3 separate regions of the Mus musculus genome follow, and all the other regions are linked to region 3. The links are chromatin loops, found by intact Hi-C in ENCODE. Cell type or tissue: heart. All regions are shown on one strand.

The links. A loop is a pair of places that touch in the nucleus more often than their neighbours do. Peaks named below come from ENCODE experiments on the same cell type or tissue, not always from the same donor. Only the 100,000 strongest peaks of a DNase experiment are listed, where the experiment ranks them.
Region 1: a loop joins it to region 3, with 2.6 times the contacts of the local background. A loop is called at or near these places in 14 of 42 quality-filtered maps.
Region 2: a loop joins it to region 3, with 6 times the contacts of the local background. A loop is called at or near these places in 12 of 42 quality-filtered maps.

What each region holds. Positions count from the first base shown.
Region 1 is chr6:91,737,994-91,745,993 of GRCm38, forward strand. It overlaps Slc6a6 (solute carrier family 6 (neurotransmitter transporter, taurine), member 6), which reads left to right. Exons shown (of 15, transcript NM_009320.4): 7 at 1,884-2,018; 8 at 2,956-3,059; 9 at 3,185-3,309; 10 at 6,924-7,036. Among named protein-coding and RNA genes, the nearest start is that of Gm44981, 20 kb to the left of the region's middle. In heart, a CTCF peak has its summit at 3,355 (motif pointing left); DNase peaks (open chromatin) are centred at 268 and 3,328; H3K27ac peaks cover 513 bases; H3K27me3 peaks cover 1,286 bases.
Region 2 is chr6:91,524,253-91,532,252 of GRCm38, forward strand. No RefSeq gene overlaps it. Among named protein-coding and RNA genes, the nearest start is that of Lsm3, 12 kb to the left of the region's middle. In heart, CTCF peaks have their summits at 3,178 (motif pointing right) and 4,263; DNase peaks (open chromatin) are centred at 4,229 and 7,199; H3K27ac peaks cover 1,743 bases; H3K27me3 peaks cover 2,476 bases.
Region 3 is chr6:91,680,119-91,688,118 of GRCm38, forward strand. Slc6a6 (solute carrier family 6 (neurotransmitter transporter, taurine), member 6) reads left to right here and starts at 3,949. Exons shown (of 15, transcript NM_009320.4): 1 at 3,949-4,190. Gm40387 (a long non-coding RNA gene) reads left to right here. Exons shown (of 3, transcript XR_869270.2): 3 at 1-631. In heart, CTCF peaks have their summits at 3,111, 5,108 and 6,905; DNase peaks (open chromatin) are centred at 3,283, 3,913, 5,213, 6,703 and 2 weaker places; H3K4me3 peaks cover 3,751 bases; H3K27ac peaks cover 5,125 bases; H3K27me3 peaks cover 608 bases.

The sequences.
Region 1 (8,000 bases), 58 kb after region 3:
TATGGTAAGTATTAAGTAAGTTCATAGCACATAGTAGGCTTATTGAAGAGGCAAGCCAGGGAGCCCTCCCCACCCCAGTGAGCCCACCAGTGCTTCTGGCCACAGTCCACTGACTCTGAAGTGTTTGTAGCCCTCTGGGGAACCCCGTGGCGTGCCTTTCTATGGTCATTGTTTACCAGTTTGGGTGTGGCTTTGCAGGGCCTCAGAGAGGGGACCTGGCCAGGGGTGCCTGCCTGCCTAGCCACAGGAAGGGAGGGGACAGGAGGATTTTCTTTCTTTTATACTTTTAGTGGCTTCCTGATTGGCCTTTGTCCCGGGTGTCTGTCAGACCATCACGGGAAAAGAAGCGAGGGTGGCTGGGGACACAGAGGCCCAGAGAAAGAAAAAAGGCATCCAGGGGAGGGGTAGCAGGCAGGAGAGGGCCCTCCTTTAAGCCCTGCCACCACCTTCTGGGCTGTTTCCAAACACTCCCTGAAGACCTCGGTAGAGGGTGAGATCAGAGTTCCCCCTGGAAGCGGCAGCCACAGTTGCCAACTGGGAGGTAGGATAGATGAGCGGTAAACTCCAGCTGACCCTCTGGGCCAGTCCATCTCCTTATCTTAGCCTCAGAGCTGGGAACCTAAGCCTATCTAGTCCACGTCTCTCCCCTAAAAGTGGGGAAGGGTAGTGATAGTACCAGCCATTGTGCTTGAGTTCCTCTCCAAGGGGCTTGACCTCCTAGAAAGTATGGCCTCCCTCAGGCCTTCTACCCATGGTAAAGGCCAACTACCCTGCAGTGGGGTGGCTAAACAGCTCATAGGACCAGGCAAAGGGCATTATTACCCATCTCTTCCTCATCCCAACCCTAGCCACACAGCGTGACCCCATGGGTCTCCTGTAAGCTGGGAACCTGCTGGGTCTTTCCCATTCTGGGCATGACCTTAGGGAAGTTCCTGCCTACCTCTCAAGTCACTGTCAAGCAGGCTGTATGTCTTGACAGTCATCGGCTGGGCTCTGACCGTGCCGATGCTCACCCATCTTCCCCTGGATAAGGGCTGCTGTGACTCTTGTCCTCATTGTATATGAGAAGAAACCCAGAGAGAGTGACCAACATGGCCTGCATCTCAGAGTTGGAGCTGACCCCTTGTCTCACTCTGTATCCCCAGGCAGGCCTTGAACACATCTGCCTCAGCCTCCTGGGTGCTAGGATTACAGATGTGCACCTATACCTGCTTCTGTCTTTTTTTTTTTTTTTTAAATATGTGTAGGTATGTTGCCTAAATATTATGTGTGCCTGGTGTCAGAGATGACCAGAGATGTCAGGTCCTTTGCAACTGGAATTTCAACTGGGTCTAAGCTGCCACGTGGATGCTGGGAATCAATCTTGGGTCCTTTGCAAAAGCAGCCAGTCCTCTCAGCCACGTGTCATCTCTCGAGCCCTTTCTTTACTCCCAACCCCCCCACCGACCCCTGTGTTATACTGATAGTTGTCATGCTAGCCGATATGTGCTGAGTGCCATGTGACCACGGGCTGAGTCGTTGCCTAGGGTCCCTGATAGTTGACTCAGTCTGTATGTTTGTATTTTTGCATAATCTCTTCAAAGGGTGGGCATGCTTTCTGTCTTGCCTGCTTTGTTAAATTCTGAGCCTGAATGGGCTATGTGAATTATCCACAGGATTTTTTTTTAAATCTATAAGAGAGACCCTTATGTCATATTTAAGGAAAGTGGCAGAGGCTCAGGGGTCGCACAACACACTAAAGACGGCACGGCAAGTGAGACCAATATGTCTCTAGGGTCCTTGCTGCACCCAGGGCAAGCACGTGCCTCTGAGAGAAGAGGATGGCCCACACTTCATTGCAGCAAGGACACTCACAAGTCTACCCGATGCCTTCTCGACAACAGGTTGTCTACTTCACCGCTACTTTCCCGTTTGCCATGCTTCTGGTGCTGCTGGTCCGTGGACTGACCCTGCCAGGTGCTGGTGAAGGCATCAAATTCTACCTGTACCCTGACATCAGCCGCCTTGGGGACCCACAGGTACAGCAGGGTGTGGTACCTCATCCCAAGACCCTGTATAAACCGGTGGTGCACACAGGGTACAGATGGCAGTGTTTTCTCTGGCTCTTTGATGCCCATGTGTAGCCAACCATTACTGCCTGGTACTTCTCTCCTGGGCCAGTAGTGGCTCACAGTCCTTCTGAGCTACAGAGCCTGCCTCAGGCAATCACTCCTTGCTAAGGCGAGGAGGGGCCCCTGTTCCAGCCACATCAGGACCAGAGACTCAATGTTTAGGATACCATCCTCAGATAGGATCAATGGTGCTCTGAAGGTTAAGGGGGTCAAATTGTAAGTCCCCCTGTCTCAGCACATAGCTGAAGAGTGTTAGAGTTGGTGAAACCCCTGGAGGCTTTTGTGTGTCTTTTGAGACCTTTGTCCCAGGCTCCCAAGCCCCTGGGAAGCAGTTGAAAATTGGAGCAGAGCAGGGTTGGTGGCCAGCCTGAGCTGTAAGCTGGGAAGGTAGGCTTGCTGCCTTCCAGAGCTATAAGCTACAGTCCCTAGAGAAGTAAAGAATGCCTTGTGTTCTAACTTAGGTCTCAGACTAAGCCATCACAGCCGTCAAAGCTGCCTTGGTGTGCTTGATGTGGACCGTGGCAACTTAGCAATAGACTCAGAGAAGACTGCTCTTTACTGAGTGTGGAAAGTTGTTTGCAGGGGCAGGGTAGGCTAGGGGCCCATTCTGTAGATATGAAAAGCAAGGTTTCAGGAGTGGTACTGGTCACTCCAGAGTTAGAGGCCTTAACTGATGCAGGAAGAAGAGGGTCTTCCTCTGGGGTTCTAGATCTGCCCTCTGGGGTTCTAGATCTGCCCTCTGGGGTTCTAGATCTGCCTCTGGGGTTCCTTGCAGCTCGCCTGTGTAGACATTGTCATGGTTAATCACCCCAGGCAACCACCCTAATGCTCTTCCCCTCTTCAGGTGTGGATCGACGCTGGAACTCAGATATTCTTTTCCTACGCAATCTGCCTGGGGGCCATGACCTCACTGGGAAGCTATAACAAGTACAAGTATAACTCGTACAGGCAAGTGTCGCGCTGGCGGGCCCGGTGGACGTTAGAAATGATGATTAAAGAAAAAAAAAGAGAAGTAGGGAGCGTGGCTTCCTTGTGTTGTGATTAACTTACCCCCTGACGTGTGTGTAACTTAGGGACTGTATGCTGCTGGGATGCCTGAACAGTGGTACCAGTTTTGTGTCTGGCTTCGCAATTTTTTCCATCCTGGGCTTCATGGCACAAGAGCAAGGGGTGGACATTGCTGATGTGGCTGAGTCAGGTACGGTGGTGTCGGTGGCAGTGGTGGTGGGCACTGCCACCTAGTGTGTAAGATGAGTACTGCAGGCATGGAGCCAGACCCCAGGGGGATGGAGGGAGCCTGGCTTTTACATAGACATCCCCTCTCCCCCCAAGATGTGCTCCCATACCTGAGTACAAAGGCTACAGTTAAAGGTCCTCAGTGCATTCTGGCCCACTGAAGGTGGGAGGAGCAAGGGCGGTTGAGATGAAACTTGGTGGCTGTTTTAGTTGTGGTCTTCCAGCCCCCAACACTTCCCCAGCATCCGCTGGCTTTAGCCATGGAAGTTGGTTTTCTAATAAGGCTCAGGTCAGCCACAGCTAGCACACCAATCACCAGCGCTGCTGACATCTCAGCCTTGGTTTCTGTGGTTTGCATTTGGCACCTGGCGGGCTCCAGTGCCAAGCCGATCCACTCTTGAGTCCTTCCTGTCTATGTTCCAAACCTCACCCCTCCCAGCCTCCACCACAGTCACCAGGAGCGAGAGGGCAGGGGAGAAACATCACTCAGAGCCCACGACAGAGCCGATTTGGGAGTAGGATATGAGGACACTGTTGCCTTTGGGGAGTTGGGGCCCTGTTGGCCCCATGTTGCTACTCAAGATGCTAACATTCACAGAATGGATGGTCGATCTTAGGGTCAGGGGCTCTTCCTTAGCAACATGGGATCCAGAACTCCAGCAAAGAAGGTTCTGGAACATGGTCTTGACTCCTACTACCTCATCACGGTTTTTTAGGGGTCTGGGCTCTAGTCGCCCTGTAGTGGATGGGGTTCTGGGGTGGATATCACCAGGGGCCACCTCCTCACCCCATTCTCTTGCAGGGTGGTCAGGTGTTATCCAACCTAATTACTCTGGGGCTTCTAGAGGCTGCCAAGAGCCATGGGTTGGGTCTTCCTTCAGGCCACATGGATGGGTGAGATAGGGAAGACTGTCCTTCATTATTCTAGGTGTTTTTTTACAGACCAGGGCAGGTACCCTAAGTCCCTGCCATTCTCTTCCCTCGATCTCCTTATATTTGAAACTTAAGGTCATGTCTCAGTTCTCTGATCCTGAGCCTTGGTATTGGAAGGTCAGAGGGTACCTTGATACTTTGTGTCTAGATCATCTAGATATTCATGTCTCAGCGGAGATCAGGTTGCCTTGGTATTGGAAGGTCAGAGGGTACCTTGATACTTTGTGTCTAGATCATTTAGATATTCATGTCTCAGCTGAGGGCAGGCTAGGCTCATAGGCAATGTATCTGGATGCCGAGTCTCCACCCACTACACGTCTGGAGAGCCATCCAATGTGGCCATTTCACTGGATCCTCTGACCTCAGGGACCTCAGAGACTATTCATCCTCTGTCAGCTGCTGGGCCATAACGCAGCCCCTCCTCCAGTGTGAACAGCACACTGTGCACACATATCTATTTCACTGTGTCCCAGTTGGACACTCAGAAGAACTATTTACCCATTCTCAGAAGCTCCAAAGGCAGGGAAGGGCCTGAGGGCACAGGACCTCAATCACAGCCTCTTGTGTTGGAAGTTGTTTAGCAAGGGGCCCAGCACCTCTTCCAGACCCTCTACAAATGTCGATATCCCCCACTTACACATGCAAAGTGATTCCAAAGCCGTTACGGGGTTCCACTAAAAACACAGAGGAAACTTGTTATGGGAGAAAGATGGGGTTCACCAAAGAGATCTCTGTGCACAATGGGCATGTTCACACCGTGCATGTAGTCAGTCCGAGTGGCTTCTTTTCTTTTATCCACTTCAAAGACCTCGTCCACGCTCCTTCCCCACAGTGATGTGTAAGCAGCCAGCACAGCAAGAGGGATGGTGACTCTAAGATTTTTTTGGCAAGCACCATAACAAAGAAAAGTGCATTTGAACAAGGGTATTGCACAACCAAGGGAAGCCCAGGCAGAACATGGCGTGCTTCACTCGGGGCATCCCAGCAGTCTAAGTATTCTCGGCTTCTACTCGCTCAAGTTTACTGTGGTTGTAGAGGAGGGTGCTTGGCCCCTCTCCTGAGGCTGGTTTGAGAAAATCTAAAATGAAGGACAGAAAGAAGTGAATTGACTCTGTTCACAGTGCCTGGTGCGGAGGGTTGGGGGTACACCACCTTTTACATCTGTCTTGTAGTTGGCTAGTCCTGATTGCTCATTCTTGAGGTGGACAAGGCAGGTCCAGAGCTTTGAACTTCAGGGGGAGCCGAATGCTTTTGGTTCTAACTTGAGCCCAAGTATATGTTTCATGATGTCCCCGGTGGGAGGTGCATGTTCTGAGCCCCCTGCTCTCAATCTTGCTCATCCAAGCAGCTTTCAGCTTGGTAAGCAGCCGCACCTGTTCCCCTCACAGAATCTTCTAGTATCACCTTCTAGCAAAACTCAGCGGCTGCCCCAGGTCGTTGTTTCAGTAGGGTTTCTCATTTCTCAGGCTGAGCAGACCTCATTGTAAGACTTCTCCTCCCCCGCCACAGTTGGGGTTGTTGATGCTTTACTAAGTGAATTTTTTTTTTTCAAAATTGGTTTGTTTTTGTGGATTCTCCCCCCCCCCCCCCCCCCCGCCTCCTTCTTAAGCCATTCATCCAGTTTTGATGATTGTTTAATGTTTGCTTTAAAGTGTAAAACATCTCCCGCAGTTTGGCCCATATTTCTTCTTGATTGGTTTGTTTTGTTTCTAGTAGTGGATTTTACTTTAGTTTGTCAGCCCTCTTGTGGGCCCAGTCCCAGCTAGCTAATCTCTCCCAGGAGTCTGTTTGGTGGTGGTGGAGGAGGGGGGCGTTGTAAGCAGGAGATGTTTGTGTTCAAATGACCCTGTGAGAGGCACTCAGAGTGGGCGGAGCTCTTGTCCCCTTTGCCTCTGAGTCTGGCCAGAGCCCTTTTCTGGGCAGTGGTATCCACTTCCAAGAATCTGAACATGAGGATCCTGGGACTACGACCCTCAGATCTCAGGGGAAACTGATGTCCCCCAAAACATATAGAGGAAGTGGTGGATGAGGACTGAGATGTGGCTAGTCTCCTGGGCCTCGGCACCTTCCTTCAGTGCCAGGCCTGACTGTTTTTACCTTGCCTTGTGTGAACTTGGGTCCTGTAGGGGACAGAGGCCCCCATAGGCATGTCCTTGAAGAGCCATTTACCCTGTGGGGCATCTGAATGCTTTTTTTTTTCTCTTTCCATTCAGTGTTTTAGCCATTAACTCAAAAACAGAAACGGTTCTTTGCAAAAGAGGGTTTTATGGATCAGATAACCACAACTTTCCTTCCAGCCAATGTCAATGTGCCACTTTGGTGTGTAAGGGGAGGGTCCTACTTTCCCCAAATCTCTGGCTACCTGAGCCCCAGATTCAGCCCCCACTCCCTGCCCCTAGGATCCCGTGTCTATACGGGTTTAGATTCAATTGAGAGGAGGCCATGTGCTGGGTAGGAGACAGACGCTCACATGGGGCCCCTCCCAAGCCCCACTGGTCTCTTTCTCTGGCTCCTCCTGCATTTTGGGCTTAGGTGACCCCCCTCCCTACTCAGATGTGAGTGTTCTGTGAGGCCCAGGGTTTCGAGTAGCATGGTGCTGATGTGTGTTCTCCTGTGTCCCCCCTCCCCGTTTCTCTCCCTCAGGTCCTGGCTTGGCCTTCATTGCCTACCCAAAAGCTGTAACCATGATGCCGCTGCCCACCTTTTGGTCTATTCTGTTTTTCATTATGCTCCTCTTGCTTGGACTGGACAGCCAGGTACGTATATGTGGGGCTGTGGCGCTCGTGTGGGCAGCCTCACTGTGAGAAGCCATCCTTATTGAAGCTGAGGCATATTCAGACTCTTCCCCCTCAAGCTCCCACCTCACAGGCTTCAACCTGGTTCCCCCAGGGCCCTGGGTTGAAGAAGGCCTCAGCCCAGCATTGGGGGGAGATCCTCCACTCTAACACTCAAGGCTGCTACCTCAAGCAAGGAGATGAGGGTGACTGGGGCTGTGGTTAAGGTCAAACTATAAATGAGAAATAGAAGGCTGGGACCCAGAGGTACAGGTGTCAGAGCATGTGTCAGCCATTGTCTGGGCCACTACAGTCTGTCCAGAAAAGATGAACCACATTTGGGACACTGCTTTTGGTTCAGGCCAGCTTGTCCCCACTCCTCTGATTGCTATACCATCTGCCCCGTCTGGCCCTCCCAGTTTATTTCTTGGGTGGAATCCAAGGCTTCACATGGATCAAGCATGTACTCTACTCGGAGCCATGCCCCAGCCCCATGCTAGGGTTTCATAAGAGGCAGTTCGCTACTGGGAAGTAAGTGTTGGTGACAACCAGCCTGAATCTAGCTCAGGAGAGGTAATACAGTGTGACAATGGCCACATCCATCTCTTTCCTATGAGCCTCAGTTTCCTCATCCTGGCTAATGGGTACGGTTTGTGAAGCACGAAGTTCAGTGCCAGATATAGAGAATTCAGGTGCCTATGAGATTCATGGGAGCTTGTGTGTCCCTTTCTCTGAGGTGAGTGTCTTTTGGTGGGATATTTTTGAAACTCCAGGAGGGAGACTGTGGTACGTGTGCTGGGCAGGTGGTCATGGGCTCAGGCCAGCTAGAGAGACTGGGAAGGCAGAGACTCCTGTGTGGTGTGGGTTTTGAGTCCAGCTACCTTGGGAAAAGTTCTTCAAATTGAAGTAGGCTGTGAGATCAGGTCTGGAGACTGAGACTCCAAGA
Region 2 (8,000 bases), 160 kb before region 3:
CTCACAAAGACCAAGCTATATTTGCAGTGTGCTTTATTTGAAATCCAAGTAACTTGACTAATGTTAATCTATAATCATTAGCTACAAGTGACAGTTTTAAGCAGTAAATTTCAAAGATCTGCCCCAATACGAGGTATCAGCCATATTTCCCATGACCTCTAATTTACTCTTCAGGGGTAATACTCGGCCATTGCTGTCCCATCCTGTGAGCAGCTACTAGCAGTGAGCAAAGCTTACCTGTGATGAACACACACACACCACTGGAAACGAAGAAGCCATCCTGGCTTGCCCCAAACGCAGAGAATTTCTGTTGTTTAAGGAAAGTAAGCACTGTGGGTAGCCCTGTCACTTGGCTCTTTATTGAGCTCAGGGCAAGCACTTCCCTATGGCAGATTCAAACATCTTGTGCTCAACCGTAGGCTGTTCATCCAGCTGTGAGAATGGAGGCTTCAGTGAGCCGGGCCTGAGCAGGATGCTCCCCACCTCTCTCATTGGCAGCCAAAATGAGACACTGCCAGAGGCAAAGAAGGCCTGTTCTATAGATAAGTCAGTTATAAGTTGCTGAAATTAGTAGTGACAGATTTCTTGGGACACACCTCAGGCTATTGCTGTGAAATCTCATCAGAAGCTCTGGAGCCTCTCAAGAAATCAAGGTGGGCAAAGCTTAGGCTTGTTCAGTAACAGACTGGGCAGCATGGTGGCAGCAGGACCCGGGGAGTGGGGGGTGGTGGGGAGGAGGGTACCTGTAGAGTCCTGCTGCAGCACTGGGTCGGGTTCCTAAGCCAGATATAGGTATTGGCTCCTCTGCTTCTGAGAACTTAGAGTTGAACACAGTCCCATCAGACAAGTGACTGCTTGTTTTCACAACCCCAGGCTGAGGCCTGGCCAACAGCTTGTCCTCCAGCAATGCTGAATGGGTGAAGATTAAATGATACCGGGCCTGCAGTGCTATGCTGTGCATTGCAGGCAGAAGGGGCCAGTGGTACTTTGGAGAGGCAAGCTGTGGACATCATTCTTCAATACTGGGGTCCCCACAACTCAGCAAGGCTTACCTCCTTTCACCCCTCAGCCATCTTCTGCCACCATGTGCCTGAGACTACCAGCAGGCGCCAGCTGCGGGCACCTAGCCAGGCATCAGTTTACATGGAAAACACCAAGAAATGAGGACTACAAGGCCCGATGTTTTCAACTCCTGCAGGCCTGTTGCTCCACTCAAACAGAGCATGTCGATTCTTATTTTCTTGGCTGAAGTTTAAGTTTCATGGGTGTGGATACAGCATGCCCCACTGTGGTTTCTGATATTGATTACCCCTGAGGGATTCTTTTCTTGGTATTCTTCCCATCCACTTCCTGTGCCATGGACATCCAGGGTGAGGTGTTGCCAGGAGCCCCCCAGTTGTCCTTTGTGGGTTGGGAAAGTTCCCACAGTTGCAAGGGGATCTTGCAGTATCATGGAGCCAGATAACCAAGCTACAAAGCACAGCTGTGCCATGTGCCAGCTAAGCAGATGAAGTGCCCTAAGGTCAGCTGTGAGGACTAACGAGTGTCTACATGAGCAGCCCAGGAATTGTCCCCAGGTTGGAAGCAGCACAGAGAGGTCATGAGCAGTGGACAGAAGTCACTCCTTTAAGCTGCCTTAGTCCAGCTGCTCTACGCCGTCTCCCTAAGTCGTTTTCAGGGCAACCTGGCTTTGAAATATTTTGATTTGTCCAGTTAAAATGTACTTTGCAAGGGCTGAGAAAATAGCTCAGTGTTTTTTTGCCAAGCGGACATGAGGATCTAAGGTCAGATCCTAGCACCCATGTGAAAAGCAAGGTATGTCGGAACGAACCTGCAAAGCCAGCCCTGGAAGGTCAGCAGAGCTTGCTGGCTAGCTAGTTTTGCTGAGACAGTAAGCCTCAGGTTCAGTGAGAGACCCTGTCTCAAAAAATAAGGTGGAGAATGATAAAACATAAACCTCTGACCTCTCCAAGCAAGCACACACACACACACACACACACACACACGTGAACACATACTCCACACCAGAGAGGAACAAAGATGTTTACCATGTGCCAGGATCTGCAACAGGACCAACTAAGGGCCTGAAGCAAGGAAGGGAGGGAGAAGGAGGCAGAGCATCTTAAGGGAGTCTGTCTCTCAGGATGATAGGCTCTGTGAGGATCTGTCAGAGCAGTGAGGATCCCTCACCACCACTACCACCCTGGCTGAAGGTCAGCAAAGAGGCCAGTGCTAGAGAATTCTGCGTCTAGTTGGGCATTCAACAAAGTGAGAAAGCCTGACTTCACTCAGTACTTTGATCTCACAGTGGGAATACAAAGACCTAGGGAGTGGAAGAGACCTGCCTAGGTCACAGCACCCAACAAATAGCACTCTGAAATGGAACCAGGGCACTGTGGGGCTCAGCTGCAGCAGGGCTGTTCACACAGCTCCGCAGCCCCTGAATAGAGTGTATAGTCTGAGGGCTGTGGTCCCTTCAGATCACATGCCAGCCACCTCCCCTCCTTTTCCCCTTTGGTAGGATTCTTCCTTCTGAGTGAGCAGCTGCTGTTGGGCTAAATGAGACCCAGTCTTCCGTCCGTGCTCGCTATGGAGTAAATGCCTCCTGGAGAAAGCAGAGGTGGGTAACAAACCTGCCAGTCTTGACTCTGTCACCAACACGCTTTGTGGCTTTTGGCAAGCTTCCCCCCATTCCTGGGTCTCACTTGCTCACACAAGGGGAAATGAAGAGTACTTCTAAGAGAATTCACCTAAACTTGTATGTCTTTTTTTTTTTCCTTCCTCAATTAAATGTATTTTTAGCTGGTACATAAAAGCTAAACACTGGAGCTTGGCATTGTGGTGGATAACTGTAATCTCAGCAGTCAAGGGGCTGAGGATTACAAGTTCTAGGCCAGCCAAGGGCTATGAATCAAGATCTTAATCTCAATAGACAAGCACATAAAATAGGCACACATAAGTAAACAGGTACACATTGGGTGGGATCTTAGTGAATATAAATGTTTATCTCCAAACATGTATTTTAGAATAATTAAATTTAGTTTATTTCTGGTGAAAACTTAAAATCTTTTCTTGTTGCTTGTGAAGCACACAGCCATCACCACAACCTACTATGTAGCATACCAGGTCTGTTGCTCTTATTCAAGTTTCCAGGATCAGTCAAGAGCTTGTTTTGACACTAGAGGGTGCTACACTCTTCACTATTCCCTTTCAGTTTGTCTCGGTTCATTGTCAACATATTAGATGGCAAACTGTGCCATTTAATTCCTTAAATGCAAACTATGTGAAAATCCAACCGTGCTTCCAGAAGCACAGGACAGACAACATCACATGCTCCACAGCCCCAGGAGACCGTTTTCAGGCAAAGTATCCTAACAGTGGCGGCTCCTGTGATGCTGAGCTGGAACCATCCACAAGAGCACACACAGTCTAGGCAAGATGGTTTCCCCAGCACTCTGGTCCTGGGTGTATCTCGCTGGTGGAGCTGAGCTTTGTGGGGCAGGGAGTTCAAGGCCAGACTTTGCCATCTTACTGAGCAGATTCTTGTTCCTGCTGTCAGCCTGAATGTCCTCATTTGTGCTGTCCTCCCAACCTAAGGGCACTTTGTTATTGATTCAACAGGTTTAGAGAGATTGAAAGATACCCGAGAGCCATCATTTGTATTACAAGGTAAGGATACAGATGAGGAGACAAGAAACCTTGCATTTACAACTAGCTGAACACTAGACTCAGTCCCTTCAATCCAGTTTCTTCCTTCATAAGATAGGAGCTAGCCAAGTGCTTTGTTACTGAACTGCGCCCAGCCCTCACTGATGTCTTCTTCTCTTTTTCCTTTACAGCTTTTCCAGGCCTAGAACCACTAGAAACTAGGTTGGATCCAAGGCAGTTGTGCTTAGGGTTTGGGGATTGGCAGAGTTCTCCCTTGCAGGGTCCTCCGTCTTTCCCTCTTTGGTTCCCAGCAATGCTTTTCTCATCTCAGTTGTCAGGTGTGAGAGAAACAAGCAGAACCAGCCTCATGACCAAGGTCACCTAACAACATCACAAGACGATGACATCACCATCAGCTCTGGCCCAGAGCTCAAATAACGGAGGGAAAGGGCAGGTCATCCTCACGGCAGGGTGACAGAGCTGGTGCCAGGCCTCTGCCAACTATCAGGGCCCAGGAGTGTTGCTGAAAGCTACCCAGGAGCAGCTCATCCCTGCCTCCGCTCAGCCAGCGCTCTCACATGCTCAGAACAGTAGAGTCTCACCAACAGGGGTCCCCACCCCCACCTTTTCCTAGAAGCAAGGTTAGCAACTGCCAGAGTCAAAATAGATGTGGAGAGAATTGTGTGGCAACACTCGGGTTTAGTTCAAGCACACTGGATTGCACGATATCCTTAGAGGGCAGAGCCATTGCAGGAGGGATCAAAGCAGCCGGCCTTGCTCTTCGGGCTGATGTTTCTGCCATGCTGCATGTCAAACAATCATGTCTTTGGAGCCCAGATGCCCTGCTTTGTAGGTAAGCCACGTGTAGAACTTCATGTAAGGAATCATTCTGTCAAAGTAAATAGTTGTCCCAAACTATTTATTTCATGTGCTCTGGTGGCCTGCACCTGTATTCTCACAATACACACAAACACACATACACACACACCATTTTACCAATGTGCACATACATATATACACACACAGCATAAGATAAAATGTACCATCTTAACAATGTATAAGTAGAAGCACTCACATTGTTGTGAATGACTGAAGATGTCCCCTACCTGCCAAGTCCCTGTTCCACAACACAGTACTTTATTACTTTGTCTAGACTTCTTTTTCAAAGGTTTCAAATCCATGGGCAGTATTCAAAATATGAGAAGAAAGCTGTGGCGTGTAAAAGGAACTTTTATTTACCTGTACTAATTGTTGTCTCCAAGGCCTACTGCCTCAATCTGCTAACCTAGGCCTAATCCTAGAAGCTTCTAGCAACCATACAATCTTAGCTAGGCCTAGAATGTCTCAGCTTCTGAAACTTACTGCTGAACAAATTCACTGTTTCTATTTCTTTTTGAGCTCTGGCTGACTGGTTCAACTCAGCTGTTCTGGCTCAAACTCCTCTCCAAGCTGACTGATTGAATCTGGCTTCTCTTGGTCTCTGACTGAATTGCCCTACTCGGCCTCAAACTAACTCTAGCAATCTGTTCTAATCTTCTGGCTCCTTCTCATTCTCTGGCTCATTCTGTCTTTACCTTCTCATTCTCACTTTCAAATATGGGTGCTTCCTTCTACAAACTAACTTTCTCTTCGTTGTTTAGAATTAAAGGTGTGTACTAAGATCGAGCCACACTACAACTAGAAACGGGTTTTTCCAGTGAACAAAACAATCTCAGGGTTCACACTGTGATCAAATATCCTGCAACAGTGGAGCACCTTCATCCTTCATCACAGCCGCACATCGCTAGGGAGAATCCAAGATTGGTAAAAAGATAGCTGGCCTCGGATTGACTGGAGTAAAGACTCTCCAGACAGAAGGCCCAGCTTGCTGCCGACCCCCAGGCTCCCCAGACCACTGGAGCAGCATTCAGATACATGGCCCATCTCACCCACCTCTTACCCCACCTGCCTTTCTCACCTTCCTCTCCTCCTTCAAACCAAACCCACTGGCTGCTTTGCTATTCCTCACACAGGTCAGGCTCAGTGCCTCCTAAGTCCCTTCCCACTGGACCCTCCCTCCCCTTAGAATCATCTCCAGTTGTGCTGAGCAACAGCCCCACTTGCCAAGTTCATAAAATTCTTGATGATCAAAATATCCTACACCAACTAAGTCACAGTTTCTAGAGCCTTCTGGGTTGATATTTAAACACAAACAAACAAAAGAGTAAAACATCTCCTCTAAGAAGTCTAGTGTGTAGCCGCTTTCAGAGCCAATGTCTGGATGAGTGTTTTTCAAAATGCAATCTCAGGTCAGTAGAAGCAGCAACAGTACCTGGAGATGTGTTAGAAACTCAATGTGCTTAGAACAATAGCAAAGCAAGACCTCCTTCCCAATTCCTAAGATACCAAATGAGCAATTTGGGGTATAGAGTCAGGAGCACACATTTAAACAAGCTCTGAGGTGACATGCCTACCAGGTTCTGAGAAGTACTGGCTTCCATCCTTCATGTTCAACCTGTCTTGTGGGTCGGGAGCACAAGAATTCCCCGAAGCTGTCAGAGTTCAGATTCCCAGTGCCATCCCCACTAGCAAACAAGACCTGTTGGATCAACTGTTCTTGGTGATTCATACATGTTAGGAATTGAGATGTCTCTCATCCCTGTCTTGAGGGACTCAGAAGCCATGAAACACTGGGAGAAGAGCCTGGCCTGCCTGGGTCTCACATCTTAATTATCTTTGCACACTGAAAGGCTCAGGCTTGGTAGAGAAAAGGCTCAGGCCAGGGCTGAGGCAAAGAAAGAACCAGAGAATCTTGAAACATCCTACTACGTCAGAGAGCAGGGGAAAACCTGCGGATGTAGCCCAGTCAGCAAAGTGCATGGCCCTGTAAGCACTAAGACTTAAATCTGATCCCTGTATTCACTCTAAAAGGCTGGACATGGTGGCGTGCGCTTGTAATCCTAGTGATGGGTAAACGGAGACAGCTGGATCCCTAGGGCTCCCTGGTGAACCAGCGTAACCAACTTGGGGAGTTCCTAGCCTGTGAGGGAATGTCTCAAAAATAGGTGAGCAGGCTGTGCCTGAGGATATCATTTGAGGTTATCCTCTGGCCTCTCCATACCCGCCTGCAAGTAAGTGTATCTGTACACATGCACACACGTGTGTGCACACCTACATACACACAAAGCAAGGAAACTTCAAAAATGAGGGTGATGCCAGCTCCAGAAGCCAGTTTAAAGAGTGGTCTGATTTTAGATGAATCTGATTGTAGTGATACAAACTATTAATGTGTGAATCTGTGATTTTGTAGTTATAAGATGATTATAGAAAGAAGTGTGAACACAAAAACTCCTTCTCACAGTAAAATACCAACTTCTAGAGTAGAGATTTGGTTCAGTGAGCCTTAGGGCACCCAAAACCCATGTGGGTAAGGGGCTTGGCCTTAGATTACGGTGCCATTGGGTGGCCGTGGGAACTCTAGGAAGCAAGACCCATTGGGAAGAACCTAGTAAAGTGAGGGCGTGACGTTGGGACCTGGCCCATCCCTCTGCTTTCTTTCTACCGTGGAGCAGGCAAACGGGTTGTCTGTGCCACATGCCTCCTCCATGAGATCATAGCTTACAATGGGCCCAAAGCAATAGGGGCCAAGTGATCATGGACTTTCACTTCTGAAGCCATGAGCTAAAATTATCCTTTCTTCTCAGATATTTTTTCAGGTGACAGAAAGCTGGCTAACCCACAACTACCAAGGAGAAGCAAAGATAAAGGCAATTGCCCATGAATGGTAAAAATGAATTAGGGCCCAAATAGATGGATGGTAAAAACGCCACCTCTTCTCCCAACAAGCGACATAGTCACTACTGAGAGGAGACCGATGGCAGAGTAGACCAGCGAGGTGGAGTCCTCCTTAACCCAGCTATCCCACAAATCAGCACCATGTGCCTCCTGCCACTGCACACTGCTGATTCCATATCACTCTGGTGGGTCTCCTTCCAAAACAGGTATAATCTCACCTGAATCCTTCAGAACTGTCAATCAAAACCCAAGTGGGAAGGCTTCCACAGAGAGGTCCTACCTGGCCACTCCTCCAGCCCGCCATACCACTCCACTCCCACCACTCCCAGGCCCCATCATCTATTTTTCTTTTCACATGTATTTAATTCTGTTTCTGTCTCTGTCTCTCTTTCTCTCTGTCTCTCTCTGTCTATCTCCCCCTCTGTCTTTCTATGTGTGTGTGTGTGGGGGGGGGGGGGGTTGAGGGGGACTACTCGTAGGAGTCAGACTTTTTCCAATATGTGTGTTCTAGGGATCGAGGCTAGGTCCTCAGGCTTATCAGCAGCCACCTTTACTGCTGAGCCGTGTTGCCGGCCCAC
Region 3 (8,000 bases):
CACGGACCAAAAGCCTGGAACCTGGGCATTACCCTGCACACGTTCCCCAGGAGCTCTGCCTGGACATTGATTTCTCATTTCTGAAATGAGAAATTAGTCCCATTGGAATGTCAGCCAATATTGGCTCGTGGAAGGAACTTCTGCCTGCCTTTCCTTGAAGGACCTTCTAAGTGCCAATGGTTTTGGTGCCCTGTGTGCCCAACAGTTCTCTCTGAATCTTCCAGCTCCCATCTCTGGCCTGGGTCTCAGCTAAGCCTCCTTCAGGACCAGCTAGTGACATGGAGACATTTACAAACCAAGGAGTGCTATGATATCTCTCTGGAGGGGTCTCGTTCCACCGTGGGAGCGTACTCTTCAGTGCTAGATATTTGTGGCTGAGCAAGGGGCTCATTCTGACAATTTTCAAGAGAACCCAAAATTTCCTCTTTTAAACTTTTTTTTACATTCATTCATTCATTCGTTCGTTCACTAATGTGCACGTGGGTACCACAATGTATGTAGAGGTCAGAGTTGGCTCTCTCCTTCTATCATACAGGTTCTGCAGCTCAGGTTGGATCTCCTTTGCAGAAATTACCTTTGCCTGCTGAGCCATCCTTGCTGGCCCTCCTTGGTTTGTTTTTGAGACAGGATGTTATTAAACTTCAGCCAACCCTCCTGCCCCAGCCTTTAAATACTCTCTCTGTGTGTCTGTCTCTTTGTCTGTCTATCTTGACTGTCTGCCTGCCTGCCTGCCTGCCTGCCTCTCTGTCTCTGTGTTTGTCTCTCTGTTTCTCTGTCTCTGTCTGTCTGTCTGCTGCCCCCCCCCCCCCTGTGTGTGTGTGTGTGTGTGTGTGTGTGCGCGTGTGCGTTTGTGTGTGTGTATGTAGGTATGTACATTCAGGTGTTCTCAGAGTCCAGAAGAAAGCATCAGATCCCTTGAGGCTGGAATTAAAAGGTGACTGTGAGCTGCTTGCTGTGGGTCCTGGGAACTAAACTCTGGCCTTCTGCATGAGCAATTGGAGCTCTGTTGTTCTATCTCACTGGCCCCCTACTTATTTTATTTTATTTTATTTTTAAATTGTTTGACACAGAGTCTTGTGTAGCCAAGACTGGTCTCATACTCTCTGTCTCCAAGGCTGGACTTGAACTCCACATCCTCTATCTCCTAGATGCTTGGATTACAGGTATGTGCCATTGTGTTTGAGCAAATTATTTGAGACAGGCTCTTACTATGTAGTCCTGGCTACTCCGAAATTCACTGTCACCAGGATGACCTTAAGTTCACAGAGATTCACCTTCCTCTGCCCTCTAGGTTTAAAGGTGAATACTACCATGCCCAGATCAAAATAACAGTAATAAGAATATCATTATTATATAGTATTATTTTATAATTATATTATAACATATAATTATAACAATTATTATATAACACTATTAATAATGATTATTATCTATTTTTGTTTTTTGAAACAAGGTTTCTCTGTGTAGTCCTGGAATTGCTCTCTAGACCAGGCTAGCCTGGAACTCAAGAGATCTACCTGCCTCTACCTCCCAAGTGGATTAAAGGAATGCACTACCACCCAACAGCCTGAAATTATTTTTTTTTAAAGAGACTCAGTGTCTCTATGTTGTCAGGCCACCTCTAGACTCCTAGGCTAGGCAATCTTGCCTAAGCAGCTGAGCAGGTGAGGGTACATGCATTCATATATCAATTTTGATTCCTGGCAATGAACTCAAATCACGATGGATGGAGCCCACCACAGGCCAAGCAGCAGAACATCTGGGGCTGGATTCAGTTCAGGCTGCCCTGCTTGAGACTTCTGACCGCTCTGACAGTCCATGGCCTCTCACATGTTAAGTTCATACTCCATGCCTGACTGATCTGCTGCACCCACAGCCTGGGGCTGGGTTCTTCCAAAGCTCCCCTGGAAACAAACAGATGGTCTAGGTTTAGATTCCAGCCCTGTGACTCACTGGCCAAGCGTCCCCCAGGCCAGCTATTTTCTCTGTGGCTCAGTTTTCCCTTCTGTAAAGTGGGAGAACTAGCAGTGCTGAGCTCCCAGGGATGCTCTGGGGAGGGGCGGGTTGGCCTTGTTTACATGAAGTGAATTCTACCAGCCGGGAAAATGCTGAAGAAAGGAAACTAACTAAATAAATATAGTAGTTGCAGTGACCCAGATGTCACTCAGCTATGACCCCAGCTACCCAAGGGCTCTGCAGTAGGAAGGTGACTTGGAACCCAACAATTTGGGACCAGGCCAGGCAATGTAGTGCCATCCCTATCTCAAAATATAATACATACACACTTACATACACATACATAAATAAATGCAAGTGTAGCTGAGCACTTTCTGTGCACCAGGCCTGTGATGCTTTGTGTACTTGATGGGAGTTCGAGGACCAGATCTCACCGAGTTGACATTACAGAAGGGGAGACTGATGAAGGCCTGAGCCACCTCCTCCCATTCTTCCCAGTCATCCCTTGTGTGATACTGTGTCGATCATTCTTAGGCTCAGGCCTGCCCAGGCTTTCCGAATTGAATCCCTGGGCCTGCCAGGCCTCTGTGGCCTCCCCTGCCCTGACTCTTTGTAGAGTCCTGTGACACCATGCCTGCAGGCTTTTGCAGCCTTACAGCCCTTGCTTCCTCTGTTCCCCACCCCCACCCTTCTGTCTGCCCAAAGGCTCTGGGCTTCCTGAAGTCTGCTCTGGGTTCAAAACAGCCACTTTCCTACTCTCTGACCTACCCCCTGGTCTCAGCCCTTTGTGCTGTGGGTAATGAAATGTGAGTCTGGATTTTTTTTTTTTAAGACGGGTTTTCTCTGTGCAGCCTTAGTGGAACTCACTCTGTAAACCAGATTGGCCTTGAACTCAGAGATCTGCCTGTCTCTGCCTCCCAGCGCTGGGATTAAAGGCTTGAGTCACACCACCACCTTATTTTGCTTCTTGGTGTCTTATGCCAGCCTAGGACAATGGATTCAGGCTGGTCAGGTCTGGGGCTACCATTCCCAGTTTAAGAGACAGGATAGCCATGCTACATAATTGACACTTATGTGCAGAGAGAGTGGAGAAGAAAGAAAAGGAAGTGGGCAAGCAGAGAGGGGGAAGGCCTTACTGAAGGTCACACAGCGCCACCTCAGGCTCAGCCAGGCTGTGGGTGTGTACAATCAGATGGAGGACATGCTCATTCAAATAAGGACAAGAATAATGGCACACTCCCCATCTCCATTTAAAAATAGTCACATTTGCTGACACTCGTTTGGCACTTCCTAGGTGCCTGGTGTCCTGTTCAGACTCTTTACACTGTTAACCTTGGACCCTCCCAGCAGCCAGAAGTGATGAGTTCCACTATTTTTATTTCCGTTTTACAGATGAGGAAACTAAGACACAGAAGGTCTGGGGAACTTGCCTGATGTCACACAGCCACGACGAAGTCGGGGCGCTTCGAAAACACAGCCTCATGTGGGCCAGGGGTGGGGGTGGGGGTGGGGGTGGGGGACTTGGCCTCCATTATCACTTCCACGGCAGCTCAGCCAGGCTTGCAGAGCTGCACACTGGCCCTGAGAGGACTCGGGGCAATGGGGGAGGAGCAGATTCTGGTAGGGATCTAGCTGCTGCGGCAGCCACAGGCCTCGTCCACAGACCTAGGTGGGTGTGTTAGAGAGCGTTGTGGTGTGGTAATATCAGGACAGGAGATGAGCCAGGGGTCTGGGTCTCTAACTCCTCATCGCCTGCATGAGAGGCCTGAGCAGTGCCATTAGCCACCAGCGTTTGGATGGAGCATGAGGATGGGTGCGCGCGCTCGACGAGGCGAGCTCCGGCTCTTTGTGTGTCCGAGCTCGTGCGCGCGTGCGTGCGTGTGTGTGTGTGTGTGTGTGTGTGTGTGTGTGTGTGCGCGCGCGCGCGCGCGCCCCGTGTGTGGGCGTGGCCGACAGACCAGGCCCCTCCCTAGGCCCCGCCCAGGCCCGGCCAAGCTGGTATTTTTCCACCCAGCAGGATGGGTGATGCGGAGAGCTGCCTGTTCAGACAACAGACACGCGAGGTCAGGGAGAAGCCGCTTATAAATTACCGCTTCCTCCGCGCCGCCGCCAGCGTCGTGCTCCGGGACCTGGTTGCTGCCGAGCTCCCGTGCCCAGCCGCCAACGCCGCGATCGCCGCCAGTCCCGCCAGCCTCGCCAGCCCCGGGCCATCCGCTGTGGGCTTAGCCACCCAGGTACCCAGGGCGTGTGGGCCGCGACTGCAGCCCCCTCCCCGGGCCGCGCTCCGCCACCTCACCGGGTCCCTGCGGGTCTGGCCTCCCCGCGCTCTTTCATCCCCTTCACCCCTGAGGGAGGGACTGAGGGTCTCCTGTTCAGCTCTGCTGGAGAGGGAGTTATTGTTTCCCTGGCGAAGGGGCTGGGGCTGCTGGTGCGGCGGCAGGTGTGTGTGTGTGTGTGTGTGTGTGTGTGTGTGTGTGTGTGTCCCACGGGGTGCCTCCTTGTCCCTGGATGTCTCTGTTTCTGAGAGTGGCTGTTTCTCCACCCTAGGCAGCCGTGTACATGTGCGCCCCGGGGTGTGTGATATGACCAGGGCTATGTCCGGGGCTGCCTTACCTGAGTGTAGTGTGGCCGTGTGGCTCTGTCTTCTGATACACACACACACACACACACACACACACACACACACATCTTGCCTATGTGAACCTGTACGTGTGGCTGTGTCTCCGGAACCCTGGCCGTGTGCACGTGTGTGTGCCCGAATGTGCCTGGATCCCTGGATCTGTGGTTGGGGGCAAGTCTAGTGTCTTCTAGCTGTACCCGAGAGGCCATCCCTTGTGCCCAGTGGGCCCAATGGACATCTTTGGTTCTTCGTAGTATTTAGGAGAGGTAAAAGGGCGGTATGGCTCCAGGTGCTGCCTGGGTGTGGCACGCAGGTGTGACAGTCGCTCCCAGGCTTGAGTAGCAGGGCTGAGGCCCGAAACGACAGCCAGGGGCAATGGGTAGCACCAGCTGAACACATCTTCCTCTAGACTGCTCCCCTTCACTTTATGGGTTCCTCTTTTGGGTGGGAGGTTCTGGTCTGCTCCCACTGGGGAAGCCACACAAGGAACCAGTCTCAGGAACAGATCCTACAGTCCCAAAGCCTCAACCTAGGCTGTAGCCTGGCGGCAAGGGAGGCGTGTGCTCAGCAGGGCCACCGACCTGGCTATTTTGGTCACTGCCTGGCCTCTGCCAGATCCCTGCCTTCCCTAGGACCAGCCCCAAAGGCTTGGGAGACAGCCTGGGCCCCCATTTCCTGCCTGGGGAAATAAATCATCTCAAAGACTGGCCAGGCGCTTGACCCGGAGGGTCCTCGGACTGCGGATTGGTAGCACGTGGCTCCAATTGGATGTCAGTAAATTGGCCTCCGATTTGGCACAGCTAGCTTTCAAATAAATGTCATAGAGATCTTTTTTAAATTAAAAGAAAAAAAAAATTTTTTTTTTGTTGCTGGTAGGGAGGGGATCTCACTCAGAGTCTCTAAGCCAGAAGGAGTTTATTTTTATGAGAGAGCTGGTGAGTGCTTAGCAACGGCCTGCCTGCCTCCCTCTCTACCAGGGAGTCATCGGGGAGTGGGGGGTGAGAGGGAGGTGTTTTAGCAAGATGATGGTGGGTGGCTGGAGGGGGACCTAGGCACCAGCTGAGAACCCACAATAGGATGGTATTGGCAGATGGTTGGAGGTTGTCTTAGGCCTTGGTTCAGCCACTCAGTTAACCTTGGGCAGTATTTCTTGTCCTCAGTCTCTTCATCTGTAAAATGGGTGGGGCATACTACCCATTGGATATGTCAACTGGGGATCCAAGAGTCTTCTTGTCCCCAGAAAGACTGTGTTCCTCTTAATGGTGACCTTGGGTAGTTCTCTTAGCTTGGGCTTGGCTGTCCAGGCGACAAGGACGCTAAGGCCAGCCTCGCCTTGTCCTTGAAGGGATTGAGGGAGATGAGGCTGAATAAGCTTGTGGTAAGCTGTAAAGCCGGGCTCGGCTCTAGAGCTGCTGATTAGAGGGTGTCACGAGGTCTCAGGTCACTGTGGTATGTGGCAAGGGCCATGGTGCTGTCCGGAGAGAGCTTTTGTCCTTTGGGGATACCCTGGTACTGCCTGTAGCTCTGTTGTGGTCAGCCTTCCTGACTTTCTAACCCCCTCTGTATCCACATCTGCTTGGTAGAATCTGGAGGCTCAGGGCTGGGGGAACAGCCCATTCTATAGATGGGTCAATGAGAACTGCCTAGGAGCCTGCCTTGCTTGCACTATACAGAATTGGGATTCCAAAAAGCTTTGCCATGGCCAGCTGTACATTTAGGCTTCACGGCACTTGGGCCACTGATTTGTTGGGGACATTAAGATGGGGACATTAAGGTGGAGAAGGTTCTGGAGAAAAGGAGAGACAAAGGTATTCTGGTCCTTAGGGCTGGAGGGTGTATGGGTGGGGGTGGTCCTTAGTACCTTATATTCCTTCTTGCTTCTCTGCACCTTCCAGTGGAGCCCAGCTACCATCCATCCACCTGCAGCAGGTGTTGTGCCACCCCACCCCCACCCAACCCAAAGGCAGGCTGGGCACTGGGGGTGAGGGGGGCTCCCTGCTTCTAACCTCAACTTGTCAAAGGTTTAGTTCTCCGAAAGTTTCCAAAGGTCTCAGTGATAAGGTGCCATGAGTCACTGAGCACATTCCTGGAGACAGGAAAGAGCTGTCAATCACAAGGACTCCCTGGAATGTTGCCCAGCTACTGCCATTGCTGCGATCTGGGTGGGAATAGAGGGTTGGCCTGGGGTTCCAGCTGTGCCGACTGACTTTGGCAGTGGTTGTAGGCAAGAATCAGACTCTTTGAGGAGGCTGCAGCTTGCTTCGTGGTGTTTGTCAAGTTAGCCTAGCCAAAGAAGTTTGAATCTATGTGTTGTGTGGAGTAGCTATGGTTCTGGGGCATCCATGCCCTGGTGGAGAACTAGGGCTCTTTTTTTTTTTTTTTTCTAGACAGGGTTTCTCTGTGTAGCCTTGGCTGTCCTGGAACTTACTCTGTAGACCAGGCTGACCTCGAACTCAGAAATCCACCTGCCTCTGCCTCCCAAGTGCTGGGATTAAAGGTGTGTGCCACCACTGCCTGGCCTAGGGCTCTTTCTTAATGTGTCTCATTTAGGTGGTTAAGAAACTTTGGCTGAGGGGCTGGTGAGATGGCTCAGTGGGTAAGAGCACCCGATTGCTCTTCCGAAGGTCCTGAGTTCAAATCCCAGCAACCACATGGTGGCTCACAACCATCCGTAATGAGATCTGACTCCCTCTTCTGGAGTGTCTGAAGACAGCTACAGTGTACTTACATATAATAAATAAATAAATCTTTAAAAAAAAAAAAAAAAAAAAAAGAAACCTTGGCTGAGGTCAGCTCTGGGCAGGCATTGGATTTGGGGTAGAATGTTGGCTTTGAGGCACTAATAACCTAGAGGGAGTAGCTGCTGCAAGGACCACAGCCATCCATGACTGCCTTGAGGGAGACTTAAGAGCCCGTGAGCCAGTGTGTGCTTGGTGAGGCAGAGGTAATATTGGAGTCAATGCTTCTTATGGGCAGAGAGGCAGGGTGAGCTGGCCTGGTAGGCAGGGACACAGAGGGTTTAAATGTACCGTGACATGAAATAGCTAATAGAACGTGTCCATAGGGTCTCAGTTAGAGAGAGGCCATGAATAGATGTGGCCAGAGCCAGATGATGGAGGGCTATGGGTTTCAGGCTTATAGTTATCAGGAGGGCAGCAGGGAGACAAATAGGTTTGAACAGCATGTAGGGACGGTAGCAGGAGTCAATCAAGGTTGGAGCCTGGGGAGAGACCCCTAATGGTAAGCAAGGAACTGGATTGGGCTCCAAAGATCAAGGGTGGCTGCCTACTGGCCTACCATTAGACAGGGTACAAGGTATTTTCTGGACCAAAGAATCTGGCCCCAAGTTCTTTCTGTAAACACCAGGTGAAGCCTGGACACCCTGTTTAACAGGTACCAGGCAGGCCATTAACTTGCTGGTTTC